Regions from separate parts of the Homo sapiens genome. Here region 2 is linked to region 1. Evidence: read pairs that join two places in POLR2A ChIA-PET (ENCODE). Cell type or tissue: Panc1. All regions are shown on one strand. Each heading gives the region's core, and the rest is flanking DNA. Links, peaks and the distances in the headings are about the cores only. Region 1 overlaps HDAC9 (histone deacetylase 9). Region 2 has its middle 93 kb from the start of HDAC9.

Region 1 (4,407 bases), core at 235-4,234:
CTTCACTTGATAGGCCACAGAAAAACCCACAAAAGCAAGGACGAGCAGGCTTTTATGATAATGTCGTCATCAGCTCCCAGCTTCAAACGCTTCTGCGGCTTTTGAGTTGTCATTTATAACTTGGAACTGAATCGACCCATAATTCCCCTGATACACTTAGAGAAATTGATAACAGACTCTGCGCTTCTTTTATGGCTCAGAGGAGGCAACTCCAATCACATCACTATTGGCAGGCAATATTATTTTTTGACATGGTTGTAAAAGTATAAAGGGGCTTATGGCATTTGTTTAGATGAGGAATGGGCTCTCAAGCTGTGCTGGGGTTTACAGGACCAGATCAGTGAGAAGCAAAGGGAATATGATGTTTGCAAACAGGATATGATTTTATATAAGTTTGGGTTTCATGCTCTGTTCCCTGGGGAAAGCCCTGCAGACAGCAGAGAATTCCACTTTTATCCTACAGCAGACAAGCTCCCAGGGCCAAAAGGCAGAAAAATAAACGTGGTCAATGGGTAGTGTCAGACCCTTGATTGGAAGAGGAGGAGCTGTGGACGAGGGAGAACAATCCCCTAAGAGGACTGAGGATTTGCAGGGCACGGGCAGAACTGGGACCTGACTAAGTGGTTGAAGATATGCAAAAAGAGGCTCTAAAAGGTTTAATGAAGGCACCTTCTCCAGCAGTGACTCAGTCAATCTGTGAACACAAAGCTAGCTTTTTATTACGACTTTTACTCTGTTCATATTCTGTTTGGTTACACCTAGATCTGACACACTTAGGAATGTCATTTTTGTGATTGGGGAAGGGGAGATGGGGAGAAGGATTAGGTGATTATGAGAGGGTAGTAATTTAAGGCCCATTTCAATTGCTCTGAGGTTTTCTGCAAACGTTTCAGTTGTATATCAACTATACTCACTACGCGAGAGGCAGATTTGGATGAAATGTCTTAAATTTTCTTTTATCTTGTCAGAATTAAAATGTAAGCTCTCCCCTCTTATTTATAAATTTACAGATATGTGTGTGTGTGTGTGTGTGTGTGTGTTTATATATACAAGAAACATTGTATATACACATACATAATCAGGAGAAAAATCTATTTTACACCACATGTGTATCTTCATATTATTTTTCTAATTATTACACCACATTGGTCCTTCACATTTATTCTCCCCAGTACCAGTAAATAGTATTCTAGTGGCAAGCCCTACAAAGAGCTGCTCTGGTGTTTCCCTCCATTATAATACTAGGGAATGGATTTTGTTTTATGACCACATCTATGGACATATAGTTAAACTCAATGCGACAAAAGCTTGGTTAATAATGCATTTTACTGCTGTGATTTAGGATGGTCATCTTTGAAACAAAACCAATATTTTCAAAGCCATAATGTGTGCCATCAGATAAGGCATGAAGGGCAGGAAGAATAAGATAAGGCTTGTTGTTGATGACTAGACAAGGTGCAGCATGCAAAAACGAATGAGCAATGAGACAAGACCACTGCTCTCAATCTCAATTGCTCACAGCCTAGCCATTGGGCTGGTTCAGAAAAATGCTAAGCTATGAGAGCACAGAGAAGGAAGCTTTTAAAACAGCAAAGAAAGAATAGGGTGTGGAGGTTACTCAAGCAGTTATAAGCTAAATTTTCAAGAAGAATTAGCAATAAATGTGTGAGTTGTGTGTTGGGGGTGGTATGAGGACAGGTCATGGGAGGCAGCCAGGCATTGACTGTTCAGGCAATAGAACACACCGTATTTCTGACAATTGCACCAAGCTGTTGCCAATTAGTAGAGAATTTTTTTCTTCCAAAAAAGGAGGGAAAAACCCCACCTTCTGTTTATGCCAAAACTTTGCATGTTCCTGAGGTTTTGATATTGACTCAGGAACCTCTTTCTTCATATGTTATTTCAACCCAATTATCCTGAGCAAGCACAATGCCTTTTGTTACATCAGCAGAAAGAGGAGGGGGTAGCATCTGCTTCTCACATGCAGTAATCAGGGTAATGTTAATTTCCCTCCTATTAATGTTCAACTCAAACCTGGCTTGCAATCAGTACTTCATTTCCTCCACTGTTGCTATCAAAGAGGTATCACAAACTTTTTCCCTCCAGCACAATAAAAGGATCCACCCTGATTTAGAATCTCTCTTTTTTATATCTCCTCTTCCTAACTGTATCTGGATTTTCATCAGCTTCAGACTTGATGCAATTGATACTAGCAAGAACACCCCATGGCACCTGGCAAAATTAAAACTGATAAGCCACCTTAATGAAACTGAGAATTTAGTTTCATGCTGCAAATTCTGTAAAAAGATTATGTTGCCTCAGACTTCGAAAAAATGCATGAAATATTATTAAAGTCAGGGAATTCCTTCTAAATTGCAAAGGAAGTTTCCAGTATTGCATAGATTATGCTAATTGTGTATACTCAATAATAGTTGTTGGGATGTAGACAACACTCCCTACAGAGATACACATGTATACATTACTCTGTGTATGGGACAAAATGTGAAAATACATAGAATCATTAAGCATCTAATGTCCATTGCAGGAAAGAAGAAAATGAGAGAAGAAAACCTTAATTTCCTCCTTAATTCACTTACTTGCAGCATCTCATCTGTGATTAAATTCTTTCTATTGCTTTGACATTATGGCTAAGTACAACGAGATGCATTTTGAAATAAGAATACTTCATTTTCTTATTTAAAGTAAACATGAATATCACAAAGCTGTTAAAATTCTTCTGTTGCCAAAATGAGATGGCTAAAAAAATGCCATCATCAAAGCTTTATTTGTGTTTTTTACATTACTGGGGCCATAAGACCTATTTTTTTAAAAAACTGTATACACACACACACACACACACACACACACACACACACACACACACACAAAAGCACCTATTTCCACCAAAGTAATGTCAATAACAGGGAGGAAGAAAACGATTATGAACATTGAGACAAGAAGAAATTCAGCCTTAGGCTCTGCAGTTGCTGAAGGTAAATGGATTTGATGAAATTTAAATTTCTATCTAACTTAGAAGATCTGTGGCTCGATTAAATAAAAGCTGAGAAAGTAAAACATACTTGAATAGATTTGAAAATATGATCATCTACTGATTGCTACTTCTGACTGCCAAGGAGACGTTAGGCTTAAATCAAATGAAAATTTAGAGTAGACAAAGGAAATGGTACTACCTAAAAAAAAATAATTCTTGTAGCAGCCTGAAATACAGCTATATTCAGGCACACCTAAGCTTTTCATTTTAAGGTGAAGTAACAGCATTTGTATTTTTCATCTGTCATATTTCCACTCCGAATAGTTAGTTCCAGATCCAGATATTCACCCCCGTAACAAACTAATATTCAATATGTAAAACTGATGTGTCATTATTGGATTTGTCTTTGTGAAGTATTTTAACCACAAACTTAGTAAAGCATAACTTCTAAACTTTCATTAATGGAGAACAACAGTTTTTTTTTCAAAATTCAAAACCAAAATAAATTAGCTCACTGAATGCTTGAGCCATAAGCAGGCAGTTCACAGCAGAATCCCTAGGATTTAATCATTCCCCAACTCAAGAAAAACCCATAGCTTCTGAGTTTTAGACTAGCAGTATCATTATTGCTATAGAGTGTCTTAACTTTAAATAAAAAATAATAAGTAAAATAAAGGAATTAAATGACTAAGCAATGATTCTCTTAGCAATAGAGCATGCATTGAGTCATTATTTCTATGAAGACTGATAAGACTATTAAAGGACTAATATATTCGATATTTTTATGCTCCTGAAATCATTTGGTGAATTTATTCTGTTATATTCTAAATATTATGATTTATATAATCTCTAATTGATATTTACTATGGATACACACAGACATACCTTGGAAATATTGCAGATTCAGTTCCAGAGCAACACAGTAAAGCAAATAGCACAATAAAGTGAGTCACACAAATGTTTTGTTTCTCAGTGTATACTAAACTTATGTTTATACTGTCCTGTAGTCTATTAAGTTTACAGTAGCATTATATCTTTAAAAATGTACATAATTTTAAAACTATGTTTAAAAATCCTAATGATCATCTGAGCCTTCAGTGAGTGGTAATCTTTTTGCTGGTGCAGGGTTTTGCTTCAATATTGAGGGCCTTATTCTGGATAAAGCGTTGGCTCAAGGGAATGTGGTTGGGTTGATCTTCTGTCTAGACCACTCAAACTTTCTCCATATCAGCAGTAAGGCTATTTCACTTTCTTAGCATTTGTGTGTTCACTGCAGTAGCAGTTTCAGTTTCCTTTAAAAACTTTTCCTTTGCATTCACAACTTGGCTAACTGTTGGGCACAACAGGTCTAGTTTTCGGCCTGTCTCAGCTTTCAACATGCCTTCTTCGCTAAGCTTAATCATTTCTAGCTTTTG
Region 2 (4,407 bases), core at 246-4,245, 370 kb before region 1:
AATACTGAAGTGGAAGACAGAGATCAAGATGGGTGTGGTCTCAGACAAGCATGTTGCTGTAGAAACTGGGGGTTGGCAGTATTCCCTCCCACCAGATGACTTCTTGGTTTCACTGTGAAGTTGGACATGGGGTCATCCATTGAGAGGATAGCCGGGAGGTATGAATGGGAACTTGAAAAGACTGGATGAGGAAGGTGGACAGTTTCTGGAATGGGAGCAGATGCTGAAAAGTGGCACTTAGAAAAGTTGAGAACCCTGCATCAATTTATACATGCAATTATGTGAGTCAAATAGAGGAGGATGAAGATGAATTAGGACTCTACTGGATAGGAGAGGCAGAGGAACAAGAAAGTAGATGTACGATGAAAGCCATGAATCCTGAGGCCCAGAAAAGGAGGAACAGACTACAGTGACATTCCCCTTCAAAAACTGGAGATTGAATCCTGCAAACCACGTCTGCATTTTGTGAAACTTACTTTCCTCTTAGGTTTTCTTTAATGGATTGAGGCCTGAGTGTTTAGATTGAGCTATCAGAAGCTAAATAAACAGTAGTGTAATTTGCATAAGCTAGTCTCAGATGCCTTAGTTGTGGTATAAAAACGCTTGGGAAACTCATCTAAATTTAATCTTTTGTAGGCTGTTTATGGGCTTTCTGGAGAAAATAAGTCTTCCTACTTTTTGTTCAGCTTTCATTACTTTTAATCATTTTGGTCATGGCATGTCAAAGGTTTTCTCTTTGAAAAGTGCTTTTAGTTGGTATTTTTAATGAAGTGTTATCCACTTAAAGTGTGATATAATTGTGATATTACAGCTAGCAGGGAACAAAACAGCTTGATAGTCACTTCCAGGGCTCCTTGAGAAAAACTTATACTCAAGGAAAGGTCAGCTCCTCTCTACTCTGTATACATCTTTTGGGCTCACTTTTGCACAGCTGCTTTGCATGATTCTATGGCTGTTTGCCTCATTTGAAGATGCAGTTGGGAAGAGGAGCAAAGAGTGGCTATGCTGGTGGTTGGGGTGGCCATATTCTGCAAAACACCGCATTCTTCTGGGAGCTTTGCACTTTGCATGATAAGACTTAATCTGTCCCTTTCAATCATAAAGTGGCAGAGCTAGGGTATACTGTGGTGATCATCATGGTGGTGATCATGGTATTCATGATGGAGAATAACCTCAATGCCTCAGCAGAACTGGATAGGTAATTTTCTCTTGTTATAATTGTGCTCAACAACCTGCATTGGTTTTTGCCTCAGTTACATCATGTATAGAGTAAACTTAAATGCATGAGCTTTCAAAAAAACCCATGCTCTAGTCCTAGCCTCGTTTTTATTTTTCTTCCATATTCTGCTACGTACAGCTCTCTTGGCCAGAGTTACTACTCATAGTTCACAATCTGGTGTTACCTGCCTCTGGTATTTTTTTATACAGGCAGTTTCTCTGGCCCTCTTTCCATTTTCTTCTATCAAAATTATACTCATTCTGAGAAACACAATTCGAATATAACTTTTGTTGATATTCTCAATCTGTTGTTCCCTTTTTCAGCTCCCACTGGCCTTTATTTGCACACTGCTTTGTGGCACTTCTCATATCCACTTCCTGATTTATGACTGTTTTTATACTTGTTTCATTCTTTTCTCAATAATCTATTTTGTAAATGCCTTCAGTACCTTTTTGAGAAAGGAAACAACTAATATTTGTTAGGCACTGATCTTGAGTTAAACACCATGGTTGACTTGGAGGGGGTGGATACAATGAAAAATAAGACTTATATCCCTGTTCTTCAGTTCTCAAGGATCTTGTAGTCTAACCAGAAGTAGGACGGGTTAACAGATATATCAATATAATATAATAGGCATAAAAATACAGTAAGCTCAAATTGTTCTGGAAAACAGAGTAAGCTGTCTATCCTGGGATGGAGAGCTCAACAAAGGCCTCCTAAAGGAATGAAATGAAGTAAATCTTAAAGACTGAGTAGGAATCTTTAAGCCAGAAAAGGAGGAGGTTCTGATCTGAGGAAAGAGCCTGTGCAAAGGCATGAGACAGTGTGGGGGATAGAGAAGCCATTAACTTCTCACTATCAATGTAGTATAAAGTAAAAGACTGAGTGAGGTGGGTGGTGAGCTGGGAGTGTAAAACAGGGACCAGTTCATGGAGGGTTTTGATTGCCAAGCTAAGGAGCTGGACTTTTATCATGAATGTATCGGAGTGCCCTCAGAAGGTTTCAGGCAAGTGAGAGGCATGATAAGATTTCTGGGTTGGAGAACTCACTCTGGTAGCAGTGTGAATAATGAACATAGAGGTGAGAGACTGGTTCATATGTGGTATTGCTGATGGTTGGGATGAATTTTGTATGTAAAACAGTTGAATGAAAGGTTGCTTTCAGGCACTTCTTTACTGGCTAGGCACCTCTTTTAAGAACAGACTCAATAAAAAGCCATATACATTATATTACCCTTCAGAGAAAATTTTGGGTGGCATAGCAAATCTAAAAAAAATCCACAGGAAATCTGATGTTCTAAACAGAGCGATTATATAAAACGCTGGCTGTGGCTTAAGCAAACGCAATCACAGAATTGCCTAGCTGTGAGTCAGAGTCGGCTTGATCCTGAAAAGTCCCTTGCTTGATAGTAAATTAGTGGCTTAGGGAAATATGTTTACATTTCATTTCATATTGTACATCTGATTGCATGTTTTGAGAATTGGATATAAAATATCTTTATTTACAGATTTGGAGCTGGGAATTATATTGACTGTGTGTACATACAGACTTAAATTTCCCAGTTAAGTGTATAAATACAGTGAGGTATATACTTACATAGCAAGATAATGCTAATTTGCCATTTTATCTCAAATAGAAACATATCCAAGATATAATAATGGAATTCAGTGACTCTTACGGTAAAGTCATCATTACTATAGAATGGCATACTAGGTCTTATGATTTGATCAATACTAATTTATTGGGGGAAGGCAGAACAGGTTTAACTATTTTTAACTATTTCTTTCCATGTACTTCCATATTTCTTTCTATCATAAAATCGAAACACGCTGTTGCACTTGTTATTTTCCTGGGTCTTTTTTCTATATTCAAAAATACACCTGCTGTGTATTTGGTTGTAGCATCAGAGTCTAGCACAGTGCCTAGTCCTAGTAATTTCTCCATGTATATTTGTGAGAATGAAATGGCAAAATGAATAATGAGTAAATGAAAATAAATAAATGCATAAACAAATACGTAAATGAACCCTAGGTAGGCTTGGCTCACTCATAAACATTTATTGAGTAGCTACTATGTCCAAGGTTCTGATCTGGTACACCATGGTGAGCAAGGCAAAAACAGTTCTTGCCTTTTGAGTTCTTGCTTTATAGATCAAGACATATGTTAATCAAATAGTTATAGAAGAAAATATGTAATTAAGACATATTGTAAACATTGGGAAAGAAAAGTAGAACTTGCTATGAGTCTATTTAATGGAGAGACTTAATCTACCCTGGGTAGGGCAGGGTAAATAAGCTTCTGTGAAGCAGTAGTCTGCAAGCTCAGACCTGAATGAGTTAGCATTAGTTCCATGAAGAGGGGCGAGACCTTGTAGGCAGCAGAAGAGTCTTTTAGAGCTCTCGAGGAGGCTAGGAATGCGGCATGTTGGAGAAACTGACAGGCCAATGCAGAAAAGAAAAGGGGAGTTGACCTTAATCAGAAATCAATAAGGATGAGGCAATACGTATCTTCAAATTTCTTCTTTGACCACATGTACTTGTCATATAAAAATACAAATATAATGTCGTGTAATGCAATGATGTTATATTCATATTTAATATCTAGTTAGTCCACCAAAAGGTATCTATTGATTGACAAGTTGAAAGCCAGCAAAAATGTAAGAGGCATCCTGTCTTTAAGAGGTATATAACATACATAGGCAGGACAAATGTAATGTTTTTTTTAAAGGGAAAAATAATAAATCATGTAAACGATTTATCCTGAATGAAAGAGCAATGTCACATTAGAAGAAGGAGAATGAGAATAGGTTGTATATTGGAGAATTATGCTAGGATTACGCTAGACTGTAAGTTCTACAGGGTAAGGGCTGTGTCTAACTTGTTTCCAGTGCTTAGTGCCTAGGCAGGTATATAATATAATTACTAATGTTGAATTGATTTTACTTCACTTTGTATTCTTGAAATTAGGGTTTCTTATACTATTAATAGTTAAGCTTAGAAACACAAAATACAGTAAATCTTCACTTAATCATTGATAGGTCTTGGAAACTGCAACTTTAAGAGAAACGTTGTATAACAAAATCAGTTTTACCATAGGCTAATTGATATAAACAATAGTTAAGTTTCTACAGTATATTTATGGTCACAAAAATCACCAAACTTCTAAATACTTCTAATATTAACTATTGA

Evidence for each region. ChIA-PET counts read pairs that join two places held together with the same protein. Peaks named below come from ENCODE experiments on the same cell type or tissue, not always from the same donor. Only the 100,000 strongest peaks of a DNase experiment are listed, where the experiment ranks them.
Region 2: POLR2A ChIA-PET joins it to region 1 with 6 read pairs; 2 of 35 experiments call an interaction of 5 or more read pairs at or near these places.

What each region holds. Positions count from the first base shown.
Region 1 is chr7:18,770,525-18,774,931 of GRCh38, forward strand. The region is part of intron 16 of HDAC9 (histone deacetylase 9); the gene reads left to right. Among named protein-coding and RNA genes, the nearest start is that of HDAC9-AS1, 130 kb to the right of the region's middle. In Panc1, for the core only: no CTCF peak of the experiment used is centred there; no DNase peak of the experiment used is centred there.
Region 2 is chr7:18,400,398-18,404,804 of GRCh38, forward strand. It overlaps a transcript of HDAC9 not described here. Among named protein-coding and RNA genes, the nearest start is that of HDAC9, 93 kb to the right of the region's middle. In Panc1, for the core only: no CTCF peak of the experiment used is centred there; a DNase peak (open chromatin) is centred at 2,565; H3K27ac peaks cover 352 bases.